Linked DNA regions of Homo sapiens: region 1 is linked to region 2. A link is a loop called in an ENCODE intact Hi-C map of the cell type or tissue named here. Cell type or tissue: PC-3. All regions are shown on one strand.

The links. A loop is a pair of places that touch in the nucleus more often than their neighbours do. Peaks named below come from ENCODE experiments on the same cell type or tissue, not always from the same donor. Only the 100,000 strongest peaks of a DNase experiment are listed, where the experiment ranks them.
Region 1: a loop joins it to region 2, with 4 times the contacts of the local background. A loop is called at or near these places in 3 of 110 quality-filtered maps.

Annotation. Positions count from the first base shown.
Region 1 is chr7:27,239,069-27,247,068 of GRCh38, forward strand. EVX1 (even-skipped homeobox 1) reads left to right here and starts at 3,734. Exons shown (of 3, transcript NM_001989.5): 1 at 3,734-4,389; 2 at 5,980-6,236; 3 at 6,818-8,000. The coding sequence starts at 3,963. The coding sequence ends at 7,357. It overlaps EVX1-AS (EVX1 antisense RNA), which reads right to left. Exons shown (of 4, transcript NR_120507.1): 1 at 7,893-8,000; 2 at 2,847-2,942; 3 at 2,481-2,573; 4 at 2,361-2,382. RefSeq lists enhancers at 3,352-4,229, 6,151-6,759, 6,760-7,369. In PC-3, no CTCF peak of the experiment used is centred here; no DNase peak of the experiment used is centred here; H3K4me3 peaks cover 1,614 bases; H3K27me3 peaks cover 1,337 bases.
Region 2 is chr7:27,342,760-27,350,759 of GRCh38, forward strand. It overlaps LOC107986733 (a long non-coding RNA gene), which reads right to left and starts at 4,011. Exons shown (of 3, transcript XR_001745009.1): 1 at 3,951-4,011. In PC-3, no CTCF peak of the experiment used is centred here; DNase peaks (open chromatin) are centred at 4,352 and 7,052; H3K4me3 peaks cover 2,121 bases; H3K27ac peaks cover 2,499 bases.

The sequences.
Region 1 (8,000 bases), 100 kb before region 2:
CACTAGGTTCCCAAAAGGGCATCAGCAGCTGCCAAGGCAGAAGGGGGAAGCGGGTCCCAGAACCACCCACCTCCGGCTGTCCCCACCGCGAGGACCCAGCAGTCTGGCGCCCCCACCACGGCCTGGAAGATGACGGAGGGCCCAAGACTAATATTCACGACAGCCAGACCACGCTTATTGTTTAGAAGGAAGCTCCCTTTGTTCTTACTTTTTAACCAAAGAGAAGCGAAAACATTTTTTTCCTGATCACATTTTCACCGACACCTGAGCCGACAAGCCAGCTCCTGGCCCCCGGCTCAGGACTCCTCGCTCTCTCCCTTCTCGGGGCCCTGTCGCCGTTGAAAGGCCCGCTGCAGGCTGGGGAGGGTGATCGGGGCCGCGGGCCATCTCCCCCGAGCCGGGCGGGCAGACTGCGGAGGCAGGCCCCACACGCGCCGCTTTTCCGAGCCCGGTTTTCTTCAGGAGCGAAGCTGTTCCAGCTGACCCGCGCGTCTGGGGGCCTATGCCCGGCTTCCGATTCCATTTAAAACGACCCGCGCATCTTATCTCCGTCGCCTCCCCGGGGTTCCCACCCACCCCCCTCCGGCCCGGGCCAGGCCAGCCCAGCCCCGGCGGAAGCCAAGCTGGGAGCTTTTGAAGTCCGGAGAATTTCAATCCGAGAGGAGCCGGCTGGACCGGAGCCCGTCGCCCCAGCGGGGGAAGGGACGGGGGGCCTGCCGTGTGGCAGGTGGGGGATGGGTGTCCCCCGCCGCGAGAAATGAGAAGCCGCCGGGCCTGGAGCGGCCTCCACCTCAGCTGCTATCACCCCCTCTCCGCTGTCATGGGATTGCCCAGGCTTAATGGGGTTGTGCAGGGCTTCACTTGCTCTCGGAATTTACCTTCCTTCTCGAGCCGTGCCGCGAATAACCTTCACGACACAGTGATAACGATGTTATTAAATACTCCCCCCACATTCACCGCCCAAAAAACCAAAACAGTGTTCTTATCCAGTCCTCTCTTTTTTTGTCTTCTTTCCTTTAAAAACCCAACCGCTCTTAATGTGAGGTTGATGAAAGGATGCTTTTGGAAGAAGTGACATTTGGTTAAAACGTTTTCCCCCTAATGCGCCGGTGGAAAGGGGCGGGGGTGGGTGTGGTTCCCTAGGCTCCTAAGACTGGCCAGTCAGCTTTGAAAGAGCGGGGCAGAAGTCGGGAGAGGGCTGGGGAAGGCTTTGGGCTGAGGGGATGTGTCCCTGAAGCTTCAGATCTGGAGCCCAAGGGAGGCAACCTCCCTCTGAAAAGCCGGTCCTCAGCTCCATCCAGCCCTCTCCGCGGGATGTAAGCCCTGCTCCGTAGGGCCCGACCCAGGAAGCAGACTAAGTGGCACTCCTTGATCTCTCACTCCTACTCGGCTTTCATCTCACCCAGAAGAAAAGCGGATCAAACAGAGGATTCCCATTGAATGCAGAGCTGGGGGCGGGGTGGGGAGCCAGGAGTCCCTCTGAGGACCCAGCCCCCAGGAGATGGGGGCAGCAGGCTACTCACGAGAAGGTTAAGCGCTCAAGGAGGAAAGGAGGGTGGGCACCTCAAAGGCCCAGTGCTGGAGGGCCCTATAGAGAGTAGGCAACCTTGGAAGCTCTAAGACAGATGCCCAGGGGGCTTGCCATTGACAGGAAAGAGAGCAAGCCAGGTGCTCCCTCAGGCTGTGGCTGCTGGTAGGGAGGACAGAGAAAGATAGAATACCTGGACAGCTCTCCAAGGCAGGAAAAGGTTCTAGGATTTGACTCCCCTCACTCCCAATTGATCCTCTCACCTCTAAAACATTTCCCTGGATTTTGGGGCTAGCAGTGCTCAGCATATAGTGGCTTCAGGAGTCCCAAGGAGTAGAAATATCTATGTGGACACTACCTTCCGGATCCCGCTGCCTCCGCCCCCAGGCAAGATTAATGAACATCGTCTTAGACTGAAAGAGAAGTGGAAAGCCGGAGTGAAGAGGAAACTTTGTCTTTCTTTGGACCCCTTACTTCCTCTACCTTCCTTAACCCTATGGATAGGAAGATGGAGGAGAGAAGCAAAGAAGGAGAAGAATACAGAAAGAGAAAAAGGAGGAGAGAAAAGTAGGAGATAACAGATAAAAAGGTCACGGAAGAGGACTTACCTGTAAAAGCTGGGGCTTTGCTAGGGACACAGAAAGGAGGGAGGTGCTGGGCTGCCCTTTGCAGCTGGCTGCCTAGGGCTAGAAGCTCTTCGGGAGGAGGCGGAGAAAGGGGGGTTGAGCATAGAAGGTGCCCACCTCCTGCTCTCAGCAATGTGGGGATAGACTCAGCCCACCCACCTGGCCCCAGCACACTTGCTTGGAGCTCAAAAAGGGTCAGTTTGAAGGAGTTTTATACCAGCTTCTTCCCTGGGAGAGGAGCCAAGAGAGGCCTATGGCAGCTTCCAGATATTAAGTTCCACAACCCCTGCCCCCACCTCCAGCCCTTCATCAGAGTCCCTACTTACTTGCTGTTTTAGGGCATTTTCAGCGACTTCACTCTCTTCTACCTCAAACGCCATCCACTTTTGGAGACAGGTACCACTGCCCCTAGGCAGGGACTTGGGAGAGGACCTTATGAGTCAAACCTCTATGAACCCCAACCTTTTTGTACTCGGGGAGGCTGAACCCCTGCCCAAAATAGCGCGGTGAAAGCTACTGCCTTCTCCCAAGTAGGGGCCTCCAGTACTGCCACAGCAGGGGCCGCATTCCTGGCGCCTCTTCATTCGAAAAACCTCTTTCCAGGAGACTTCGCTGATTCTGAACGAATACTTTAAAATATGGGCAAGGGAAAAAAAAAGACAACTCTTAGAAACTCTCCCCACCCAACATACCTGGAGTGCAGGCGAGGTCCAGGCAAACGGGAAAGCGACTTCTTGTACGAATAGCCATCTCAAGATGAAGCCAGGCTGTGGAAAACTTAAGGCCATCTAGATGGGAAGGAGGTATTTAAAAGAAATCAGCACACACTCTTACAGAAGCCAAGGCGGGTCTTTAAATTAAAAAATAATAATAAGGTATTTATTTCTTGCCCCTTAGGGAAGAAAAATAGCAAAGTTTGGTTCGCAGGAGTAAGGAGACAGAGGTGGGTAGGGAGAGGGAGGAGAAAAGAGGAAAAGATGGCCCAGCCTCAAGCTCTCCAGTCAACTTGGGGCGGGGGAATACATTTTTCCGTAGCTTGTAAAAAGACTTTTCAGCCAGTTTGAGGTTAGCTGCCAGGGGCAGACAGTTGTAATAATGCCGACAGAATTGAGGCTTGTAAGCCGGGCTTCACACTTCTAAAATGCAGTTATGGATTCTTTCATCGGTGTTAGATCAAGGCACCAAGTTAAGAAAACAAAAGTCAAAACAACAATAAAAGAAAAAATCAAAAGCTTATTTAATTACCGAGTCCCGCTGCCCCTGCGGAACTCGCCGCGCGCGTTAAGCTCTCTTTTCTTTCTGCGGAATTCCATTTGCATCCCCTCTGCCTGGGTGTCTCCCTCTCTCAGTGTGTGTGTCTCTCTGTCTGTTTTCACACTCTCCTCCCCAATCGAGCGAGGCCCACACCTGGCGCATCACTGCCGAGCCATTAGCTGCGGGTTTCCTTTCATCTTCGCTGTGGCAGACGTTTCTATTTATCCACTTGCGCTCGCCGAGTGGCGTCACCAGCGGTACTGTAATGACGATTGCAGCAGGAGGATGACAGCTTAGAAAGAAGAGGGCAATGGGGCTTCCTCCCAGAGGCGGTGCGGCACAGAGGAGCGCTCGCTTCACAAGGTGACCCTAGCTCCCACCGCCACCGCCGCGGTCGCGGTCCAGACCGCGCTCCAGCAGCTCCGCGCCCTCCCAGGCACCCGGCCTTTCTTTCTCCCTCTTGCAACCAAGATCCGTCCGGCCGCTGGAGACCCAGGGAGCCGGGGTTAGGAACTCACTTGGGGCTTTCCCCTCCCCCACCGGAGAGCCCCGGGATGGAGAGCCGAAAGGACATGGTTGTGTTTCTGGATGGGGGTCAGCTTGGCACTCTGGTTGGCAAGAGAGTCTCAAATTTGTCCGAAGCCGTGGGCAGCCCGCTGCCGGAGCCGCCCGAGAAAATGGTGCCCCGTGGTTGCCTGAGCCCTCGGGCCGTCCCTCCGGCCACCCGGGAGCGCGGCGGGGGAGGCCCGGAGGAGGAGCCGGTAGATGGACTCGCAGGCAGCGCGGCGGGGCCGGGCGCCGAGCCCCAGGTAGCTGGGGCGGCCATGCTCGGCCCAGGACCCCCGGCCCCCTCAGTCGACAGCCTCTCCGGACAGGGGCAACCCAGTAGCTCGGACACCGAGTCGGATTTCTATGAAGAAATCGAGGTGAGCTGCACCCCGGACTGCGCCACCGGGAACGCCGAGTACCAGCACAGCAAAGGTAGCCACCGTGCCCCTCCGCTCCCCGGGCCTCCCACTGCGCCCACCCTTCACTTCGGCGCAGGCCAGGAGGAAGACACTCCCTTCCCCTAGGGCAGGATGGCTGGGGGGACCCACCTGAGCAACTCTCTCTGCTATCTGCGTTCTGGCGGGGGTCTCCTACTGTGTTCTGGCATTGGCGGGACTGAGGGTGACAGCAGTGCCTTGAGTGCGGGGTGCTGAGGGGGCGGATGCAAGTCCTGGACTTGGGGGATTCGAAGCTCACCCCAAGCACCCAGTGTTTCAACTGCTCGGGGAATGCTTCAATTGCTCGGGGAAGACACTTTCCCCAGGCGAGGGCAAGATCAAACGCCGATCCGGGCAGTTTGTGGCTGGCAGGGTGTAAGAGGCATGGAGGCGCGGAAGCCAGGAGTCCATAAAGGACCGTAAAATTGCGGCCCACTTGGGCAGCCCGGGTGCTGCAGCCCTCCGACCAGTTTGCACGTCGGTCAGAGGTCCAAATTACCTTGTCACTTCCCGGGCTTCGCGGCGCCAGGTCGGAAATGGTCCCAATGGTCTAATTGCCTTTGGTCTCCGGTTGCATTTGAAAAGGCAGAGATCGGGTCCTCCCCCCTTCCCCTTTCCTTCCTAGTCCCACTTCTCCACCCAAAGGAAAAGGAGCTGCAGGGGGCTGGAGCCCCACCCTTCTCAGAGGTAGGCCCAAAGGGGGGCTGGTTTAACTGGAGAACCCCTCCCCACCAAAGGCTAATGGGAAAGGGGTGGATAGCCCGGAAGGGAGTTTCCCTCTGTGCCAACAATCACCTCCCCAGAAGGGGGTAGAAAACTGGGCGCGGGTTGGTGGGGGGGAGGAGAGGGGAGCCCACCAGCAGACACTCCTCCACAGAACTGTAGGAGTGGGTGGAAAGAGCCTGGGGGCGGGGGGGAGAAAGACCACCCCCTGGTCTTGGCAGCCAACGCCTTGTTGAATACCTGCACCTACCCCTTACTATCTTATCACCGATTTCACCCAGCCTCCTTCCCATAACCCTCAGAACAACCTGGACTCCACTCACATATACTAAGGTAATAAATAAGATACTCAACATGCATTCTCACTCCAGCCCTGCAATACACGGAACCTAGTACACATTCCCACACCTGTTCTGGCAGCCCGTCACACATAAGAGCAAGGAAACTCTCTGAATGCCCAGCATACTACAATGCACTTGACCCAGAGTTTACAACCCTCTAGCACAAAGGTGCATCTCAACTCATGTGCCTGTCAGAAGTGCACGCCCTGCCAACGGGAGGCAGAAATCTCACCTATGCTCCAGGGCAGGTGGGAAGGGCGGCTGGGAACCCCTGTACCCAGGATGCCTTAGAGGAAGGGAAGGCCTCCCCAAAGACCTCTACCTACCCAATCAAGGGCAGGCCCTTATTTTCCCTTCTTGGGTTCCCCAGAGGCCGCAGTACCCTAGCAGAAACAGTTACTGAGGTGGCTGACAGGGTGTCCCTTCCCAAATCACCCTCCCACCTTAGGCCTACAGCCCCACTTCAATGGCGTTTGTGTGTCTGTGTCTGTACACGCCTGTGCTCTGGACTCGCTGTGCAGGGTCCGGCTCCGAGGCGCTGGTCGGCAGTCCGAACGGAGGGAGCGAGACCCCCAAGAGCAACGGCGGCAGTGGTGGGGGCGGCTCGCAAGGCACCCTGGCGTGCAGCGCCAGTGACCAGATGCGTCGTTACCGCACCGCCTTCACCCGAGAGCAGATTGCGCGGCTGGAGAAGGAATTCTACCGGGAGAACTACGTATCCAGGCCGCGGAGATGTGAGCTGGCGGCCGCCCTAAACCTGCCGGAAACCACCATCAAGGTATGCGGGGTCCAGGCTGGGGAGGCGGGTGTGCACCTATTTAGCGGGAAGTAAATGCCAACTGCCAACTCCCTGAAACGCAGGCCAGGAATCTGGGCCTGGGGTCTCCCTGCCCGGCGCGTGCAGATTGACCCTCGTGACAGCTCCTAGGCAGGCATTGCTGCCATGTGGCTGACTCTGTCCCTTTCCTGGTTAAATAGACAAGGGGTGGGCGTGGGGGAAGGGGATAGAGTGCCTGTGCGGGTGACAAGGAAGTTTCTGGGGACACGCTCTCTGCGGCCGCAGACCAATTGAGTCCATGTCCTTTCACTGCTCCTCCCATACACACACTGGCCTCTGGCACCCCGGGGGCCTGGCCACCTGGGCAGAAGGAAGGAGGGAGCGGGCTGGAGTCACTCCCCAAACCTCTCTCGGAGGGATTCCAGCTCCAGGTGGTGGTGGTGGGGTCGGTCTCTACCCGGCTGGTGTCTGCTTTGGCTGTTCCTGCCCTGCGAACACTGTCCCCGGAGCGGGACCAGACTACTGGCCTCTGAGCATCGGGCCAAGTCCAGCTACTGAACCTGCTCCGCTCCTCTCCCCAGGTGTGGTTCCAGAACCGGCGCATGAAGGACAAGCGGCAGCGCCTGGCCATGACGTGGCCGCACCCGGCGGACCCCGCCTTCTACACTTACATGATGAGCCATGCGGCGGCCGCGGGCGGCCTGCCCTACCCCTTCCCATCGCACCTGCCCCTGCCCTACTACTCGCCGGTGGGCCTGGGCGCCGCATCCGCCGCCTCCGCCGCCGCCTCGCCCTTCAGCGGCTCGCTGCGCCCGCTCGACACGTTCCGCGTGCTGTCGCAGCCCTACCCGCGGCCCGAACTGCTGTGCGCCTTCCGCCACCCGCCGCTCTACCCCGGGCCCGCGCACGGACTGGGCGCCTCTGCCGGCGGCCCCTGCTCCTGCCTCGCCTGTCACAGCGGCCCGGCCAACGGGCTGGCGCCCCGGGCTGCCGCCGCCTCGGACTTCACCTGTGCCTCCACCTCCCGCTCGGACTCCTTCCTCACCTTCGCGCCCTCGGTGCTCAGCAAGGCCTCCTCCGTCGCGCTGGACCAGAGGGAGGAGGTGCCCCTCACTAGATAAGGGGCCGCCGGCTGGCTGCCGGCTCCATGACGCCCGTGGGGTCACCCCCCGGCCCCGGGACTCAGCCAGCCTCGCTCCTCGCTCCTCGCTCCTCGCCCCTAGGACGCCAAGGGGGAAAGGAGAGGGCGGAAAAGGACCAGCGGGATCCGGCCGCAAGAATTGGAAAGCCTAGGAAGTGGCGGTGGCTGGCGCGTTTGGGGAGCAGGAGTGGGGATAGGGAAGCAGAGCTTGAGAGACCTTCCTCCGGGGCAGCCTCCGGACCCACCGCCCCCCACCAGGGTCGAGGCTGTAGCTCCAAAGCTAAACAAAACTTAGCAGCAACAGCAACCAATATCCAGTCCCTCGGCCCCTCGGCCCCTCACCCTCCACCTCACACTCCCTTCTCACCGGGCCCCCTCTCCCCAGCCAAGGCCCAAGCACTGGAAAGGGAAATTGCTGTCTCTCTGAACAAAATGCTGTGTATGCAGAGCAGGTAGAGATTAATCTTTGCCAGCTTTTCCAAGGCATGACAAGGGGCTGGTGGATGGCAACATACCAGTCATTTGGAGGAGAGAGTGAGAGATGATTTACTACCAGGGAGAATCCAGCCCCTTGGCATGGGACCTGGAGCCTCGACTACACAGCATCTTCTGGGTCTGGCGTC
Region 2 (8,000 bases):
AGAATTAAAAGGGGTTTTCAAGACTATATATATTATCCAAGCTTTCAACTAATAGGTTTCTAACCATTTTATTATGCTGATCTCCAGATTTATAATCATGTATTGTTATTAATTTATGAGATGATTTTATGTATGGTCTTTCAGGTGCTTTTTATTTGTGAAAATAAAAATAAGTATATTTTTAGGAAAGCTGGAGCACCTAATGGATATAATAATATCCTACAGTTGTTAGGCAATTTAAGATCTTTTCAGCTGATTGTAGCATAACTTTAAATGGCCTTAAATTGAGATACGTATCCAACTTGTTCACCTGGACAAATTTTCTGTTAGATGCTTGGCTGTAAGTAGCAGGAAACTCCAACTCAACTGTTTTAAACAATAAGGGAATTTTCTTTTCTTCTGTAACAAGAAGTCCCGGGGCATGGTGGCTCTAGGGTTGATTAATCCATCAGCTTTTCATCAGGGACCTGGCTTCCCACCATCTCTGTCATTCTCAGTGGATCAGCTTCTTCCTGAGGCTAGCTCTTCTCATGGTCATGAGATGATGCTACTCATTAAAAGAAGAGGGAGGGTCAGCTGGGCGCAATGGCTCACGCCTGTAATCCCAGCACTTTGGGAGGCTGAGGCAGGCGGATCACTTAAGGTCAGGAGTTCAAGACCAGCCTGGCCAACCTGGTGAAACCCCATCTCTCCTAAAAATAGAAAAAATAGTTGGGCATGGTGGCGTGTGCCTGTAATCCCAGCTACTCGGGAGGCTGAGGCAGGAGAATCACTTGAACCTGGGAGGCGGAGGTTGTAGTGAGCCAAGATCATGCCGCTGCACTCCAGCCTGGGCAACAGAGCAAGACTCCGTCTCAAAAAAAAAAAAAAAAAAAAAGAAGAAGAAGAAGAAGAAGAGGGAATGTTTCGTAATGTGCTTCTCTTTAAAACTAAGGAAACTTTCCTGAGAAGGCCTCTGGTAGTCTCTCTTGCATTTCACTGGCCAGAATTGTGTTGCAGCCTCCTTCCTAAACCAGTCACTGATAGAAGACAGCATTACCTTGCTTAGCTTGGTCTATTCAGGCTTTACTATGAATGACATAGAGAAAGGGAGGTCTCCAAACAAAATCAGGGCTCTCTCAGGAAAGAAAGGCAGAGGGGATAACTATTGGGCAGACCACCAGTCAGGTTAGCTTCCATCGCCCACACTGTTTGTCTTGGGATAACCAGAGTAAACGAGCAGCGGCTCTTAAAACACTTTCTGTAATGTCTAAAGAAACACAACCCATAAAAGGTTTAGCAATGACAAACTACTGTGTTATGACTTTAAAATGGTTACTGAGCATCACGCAGTGTTCAACATTGCTACTGTGAAGTTTGGTATGGTAAGGAGAGAGGCAGATTTGGAGAGAGAAGACCTAAATGTGTTCCTGGACTTCAACGATTACCTGTTTGACCTTAAGTAATGAATCAGCTTTTCTGGATCTTAGTTTTATCATCTGTAAAATAGAGATTTGTCTACCTCAGAATTTGCTGTGAGGATTCAATACAATGTGATGCAAAGGAAAGTGCGTTGTAAATTACTAAGTGGTTCATACATGAGGGAGATTTAATTAAATTAATGAATTTTAATTGGTAAATAAAAGTTGTATGCATTTATGGTGTGCAACATGACATTCAAAATATGTATACATTGTGGAATGGCTAAATCAAGCCGATTAACATATCCATGGCTTCACATACTTATTTATTTGTGGTGAGAACACTTAAAATCTATTCTCTTTCCAATTTTCAAGTGTATAGTACATTGTTATTAACTATAGTCACCCTGTGGTATAGAGATGTTTTGAAAGAGGAGCAATAATGTGCCATTTATCCAAGCAAAAATCTCCACACCAGTCTTGGCAGTAGACCTGCAGAGGCTCTAAGGGAAAACAGCTGGAAGGATTACAGCTAATGAGCAGGCTTTTCAATGAAACAAAGCTGATTTAGTAACAACCCAAACAAAGTTAGTCTCTTCAGGCATTTTTTTTTTAAGTTAATAAGTTCAGGAGGGAGTTTAGATGTGCAAATGTGGTTACCTGGGCTTAAAGGTGATCAGGTGAACAGGAGTATATTGGTTCTAATTAAGGAGCACTTGACTTGTATTTTAACATAGTTAAAGCTGAAATCCAAAGCGCTTCATTTCTACAGCAGGCTTGCCTCTTCATTATAGCAAAATCTTCACTCAGTTCTGTTACCTCATTAGAAAGCTTAGTCATCTATACAACATTCTCACTCACTCACACCTGCATATTTCCTATACCTCCAAATGGCCTACCAGGAAAATATCTTTTTTCCTAATTAATAAGTTACTGTGATCTCAGTTTCTCTTCCCACGCCCTCAGCACTTCAGAGCTTGAATTATTCATTTCCAGCCTCAGTGCTGGGCTCCAGCTGCTCATATTGAAGAAGGCTCTGTTGACCTTGAGCTTGAGAATTTGTATGTGTTATAATACAGATGTCATTAAAATATAAAATTTACCTGCTGAGAACAACATTATACTATTTATGAAACCATATAATTTCAATAACTAAACTCAGCAAGATTTTATTGCTCTTTCCACCTGCAATCACAGAAGTGCTGACTCATCACTTGAGAACCACAGCTCACCAATGCGCAGCTTCACTAAAAATCTGCAATGAGTCTTATTTTTTCATCATCTCTATGTAACCTTTTTTTTTGTGGCAGTTATACAGCCCCCTTCTAAAAGGTTATAATTAATTAAAGGCTCAAATTAACACCAGGAAAACTTTCATGTCACAAAATCTTCAGTGCCTCCGTGGTTAGAAAGAGCTATATTTTTAATACCATGATGATAAATTAAAATTCAGGAATGTCTTTAAAATTTTTTATAGGTATTTTAACAGTCAATTTCACCTTCTCTGAAGATAGACTAAAAGGAGCCTTCTTTGATGTACTGAATTTCCTTATCTCCCACTCTGGCTTATTTATTTTACTTTATGTTATATACAGATACACACACATGCACAATTTTCTTCGAGATATCAGTCCTTTTTGATCAGAATGCTTAAGTAATTTTGTAATTCTCTTAAGGGTCTTTAGACATAGTCATATGACCATTTATAGTGCATTTCATCTTGATCCCCTCCTCCCAAAAATTGAGGGGAAATAAAGGCTTGCCTCATGGAAATGGACAAATAATTTACCCAATTCCATTTTCACTTTGAACCACAGTTGATATCAATATAGTTAAAAGTGAGATGAAGGTATGAGAACAGCAGAAAACATTAATTGTACGTACACGGGATACCGCTCTGTTTATGTGTCACCAACAATTGCAGAAGCATGGCAATGGCCTGTGAAGTGTCCTCCCGACTCCAACTGTGGTACGAGTGTGTGCACAGAAAGTGAACATTCTTAGAATTCACAATCGCTAATGCCATTCTTATCTGTAGAAGTATTACATCATTTACACATTTTTACTAAGCTGTTAGCCTCAATCATGCCCCGAAGCAGTTATTTCCACAGGTTAATGATGTATTATATAAAGAACGATTTCCTTTTTATTCTTGGAGGATTTGCCTTTTAATTTCATTTAGCAACCATTTTGTCTTACATGATGGAATGTTGTAGGCTTAAATTAACTCTCCAAAGATTGAAAAAAATCGATGTCTGTTAGCTGCGCTTTGAACTATACTTAAACCTTACAAATGGAATTTTCTATTTTCTTTTAAAGGGGAGGATTATAAAGAATATTTGATTATTTTGGTAAAAACAGGCTTCCCTTAGTAAAAGAGATAGTATGTTATGAATGACGTTTATAACCTAATATTATTTAGATAAGGTGGAAAAAAAGCCCCCCCAAACCCAGCAGGACCTCAATGATGGAAGCAAATCTGGAAAATAAGGAAATCTGATAAAACATAAGCCCACCATTTTTGCCTTGTGGTGTGGGTGTTGTCCTTACCTGCTGGAAAACACTGGCAAGTCTGTTCAGTGAGAGGCAGCCGAAGAAGGCTAGCAAATAGATTTATTAATCATTTCAGGAAAAATGAAGAATGCCTTTAAAGACAACACCCTCTTCTTGGCTTCACAGAATCTTTTTAGGTTTTACTGTTAATAAGATTAAACAGGAGATGAGCAGTAAAGATATTGAAGCAGAGTTTTTTTTATAAGAAAAAGTACACATTAAGAATCGGGCTCCCCCACCACTTAGCTCAGCACTGTGTCCACATTCTTCTATTCAGATTTTTTTATTGCTGTTTGCTTAGGGGAAAAAGTCCCTGTTGAAAGAATGCGGGCCGGAGTACATTAGTCACCTTTCCAGTGCTGTTTCTGTGGGACGGGGCCACGTATCCCTCCCAACTCTGTAAGTTCTCTGCTAGTCAGGGCTGGAGACTGCTGCTGGCAGAAACCCAATCTTCTCCTTGCAAATAAAGGAGCCATCTGACAACGCTGTATTTGTTGGGGCCTCTTCTGAACCAATCAGAGACTGCCCTTGACCGACGGGAGGAGGAGAAGTTTATAATAGGATCAGTTTTGTTTGCAATTTGTTTCTAATAGATGCCAATAAGCCAGTTAACTAGGCTCCGGTTAATGGACATTTTATTGTTCCCCCCCTCCCGCCATGGTGCACATGACCTTTCCTTAGAAGCATTTGTGATGCCTGAAAACATGTATCTGCTGCCTGGTAGCCAGAGGGCTTGCTCTGCTCTAGAAAACTTGTTCCCTAGCCCCGAGCTGCAGACCAGACCCAAATACTTTGATCATTCTGTCAGTGGGAAATTTAGAGCAACATTCGGGCTTTTGTTCCATGTGTATTTCTCCAAATGTAATATCTCCCTCAAGAAATCAATGATAAGCTGTTAAACTAAAGAGCATGGTAACATCCACAGAGCAGTAAATTAATGGTCTTTCGTGGATAGATGGTTACAGATTTCATCATAAAAAATGGATAAAAGATTACATATCACACAGAGCGAAACTTTTAATAACTCAACATGACTTTTCTTAATGGGTTTTATTCATTTTAATCATTATAGTGTCAATGATGATTATAGCCTTATTAGATTGTAGTGATTGAAGGGCCTGTTTATGAGATATTGAAAATCTCAGCCTGCTCAGAATAGCCTGGCGGCCTGTGTGGGTTTGATGTGTAACTTTATCTGAAGGAGCAGGGCTTGTCAGGAGACTTTCAATTAATACTTTTACTAAATTGCTCCTGTCTTTAGTGACCTAGGTCACAGATGACTTAGGGATTCCACAACATCAGCTTTCCCAAACAGTTGGGCTACAGCAGTGTAAATCAAAAGAGGTTGTGAGTGTGTGTGTTTAAACGAAGGTAGGACTAGGAAAGGCCTCAAGTGAAGTGGCTTGAGTCCTTCTGTCTCACTTCGCAGCCAGGAGAGTCCTCTTTCTGCCTTACGATGCCTCACGAGAAAGGAGTTCTAATAACGGGATAAAAAGTTGGCCTCAAGAATCTGGAAGTTTCTCCGTTTTTCCCTCCATGTCTGGGCACATGATTAAAATAAAAATCAAGACTCCATTCATGATTAATAAGGTGCTATTTCAGAGAAATGCCCCAAAACCCAGTCATCCTAAAAAAGTTATTATAATAAAGGTGTCAATGTTCCTAAATTCAAAATAATAATAATAATAAAACCTACAGATGAATACCTTCAGTGGGACCAAGATTATAATGCCATCTATTTGATATCCTGATTTAGTATTGATTCTTTAGAATATCTATTTCCATTACAAATAAGTGTCACCTAAAAGTTATTCCAAATGTTTCACTATAATGGATGTCATCTGTAATAGGCCTTTGAGAAGCAGTGTGGTGTGTCATGGTGTTACAGGAGACCTGGGTATAAATTTGGGCTACTTCCTTTACCAGCAGTATGTTTTGGGACAGGTGACTTGAATTGTCATAGCCTCCATTTCTTCATCAGTAGAAATGGGAATAATGATAATACCCATTTTACCTGTCTCCTTTGTAGGGTGACTAACAGAATCAAATGAGTTCACATTTGTGCTGAAAAAACTCTGTTTTCAAGTGAATCTTTAGAATGTCACTAAGATCCAGGAGCCAGGTGATGTGGCTTTTAAAAATACAGGGTTCAGTGTTAGATAGAAAATATCAAGTGATTTGATGAAAATCTGGAAAAGTCAAATTCAATTGAAGTCTAAGTGATTAGGTCCCAAATATTTGAGAATAGAATAATAAAAGTCAAAAGGAATCTAGCAGAGCTTTTTTTTTTTTTTTTGCTTTTTTAGTAGGGAGAAGTGGATATTTGAATGTAAAAAGATAGTGCAAGCCAGTAGGAATGGCTTGGGAAATGCCATACTGTATGGACAAGTGGTCTGTCTCCGTCTGTCAGATGGGCATAGCTGAGAATCAATCTCAGTCCAGACCTTAGCACAGGAGAAGGGAGATAATCACGGGTGGGGGAAGCCCTGGAATTCAGAAGGGAAGAGAAAGGGAAAGAAATGGGGGTAGAGGAAGGACAGTGGCTTACGCCCAAGCTGGAGAAAACGCACAAAATTAAAGGGAACCAAGGGTTGGAGAGGGGGGCAGCTGGTAAGTGGGAACTGAATGGAGTCCATCTATGACAAGGAAGCACACAGCAGGGAGGAGGTGCGGTAGGGAAAGAACATGACCATGACCTTGGGATCCCACAACCCTGGTCCAGTCTTTTTCTACCACCCTCACGATGGCCCCCCAGCTGCCAGCCCCACTCAGTATCCACTCACCACTAAGGACATGCCCTGTGGAGTCAGTCACATTTATATCTGCTTGGGGTAGATATAATCTATGGAGTGGTTGCAGATACTCAGATAATCTCAAAATTTAATTCCCTCGGTCCACAGACTTCTATTCTTGATCTACACACTCTCCCTGGGATAGTCAAGGCTAAGCTTCTCTACACAGCCTTTCAGTCCCCCAACTTTCTCCCTGGGTCCAGACATAACTTTCTAACTGCCTTGCTGGTCATCTTTGCTTAGACATATCCTGAACCTACCTTGTTCTCATCAAACCTGTTCCTCCTCCTGAGTTCCATACCTTGGTTAATTACACATCCACTGGCCCAGGTCACCAATTTTTGAGTCATCTTCCACTCTGTGTGCTTTACTCCCCAAATCCAATCAATCACTAAGCCCTGTCAATTCTAATTCCTTAGTGCGCTGGTTTTAAAATATATCCACAAATTCTTTGACCCTTCTCCTATTGATAGGTGCGTCTGTATTTCTTCCCCTGGAAACTAGACTTTTATGACTGTTTTGACTAATAGAATTTGGCGAAAGTGAAACCATGTAACTTCCAAGAGGCGACTTAGCCTCCACCTTGCTCCTTGGAACGCTTGTGCCTTGGAGCCACGAGGCTTCCATGTTGTAGAGAAGCCCAAACCAGCACATGTGGTGAAACCACATAGAGAGGCCCCGGGACTACATGAAGAGAGAGAGATGGTTGGCTAGGTCCCAGCTACTCTGCCCCTCTGCTGACTACCTGGCTTCAACCATCATTTGACTACTACTATGATAGACCCTGCCTAGAAAACCACCTAACTGAATGGTCCCCAAGTTTCTGACCACAGAGATAATGAGATATGATAAAATGATGGTTAATTGTTTTAAGCTACTAAGTTCTGGGGAAAATGTAACATAGCAAAAGTAACTGGAACATTTACCATCCATCCCCTTTTCACTACCACCTTAGGTTGGGCCCTCATCAGCTTGCCCAGCCAGTGGCTGGCACACAGGAGGCCCAATCAGTGCTCTGGCTGAATGAAAGTCAACTTTATGACAGCAGGCTTTGCGGACGAGATTAGGACCTTAAATCTAGTTAGGTTAGAATTTTGTGGCAATAGATTTCTCCCTGCTGTTATAAAACTGCCGATGTGACCCAGATGAATTCGAGAACTAGCATGAGATCCATGCCTCCCTCAGAAATAAAACATGAAAGGGAAGAGAAAAGATTTAAAAATAAGCATTATCAAGTGCTGTAAGTGATTGGTTT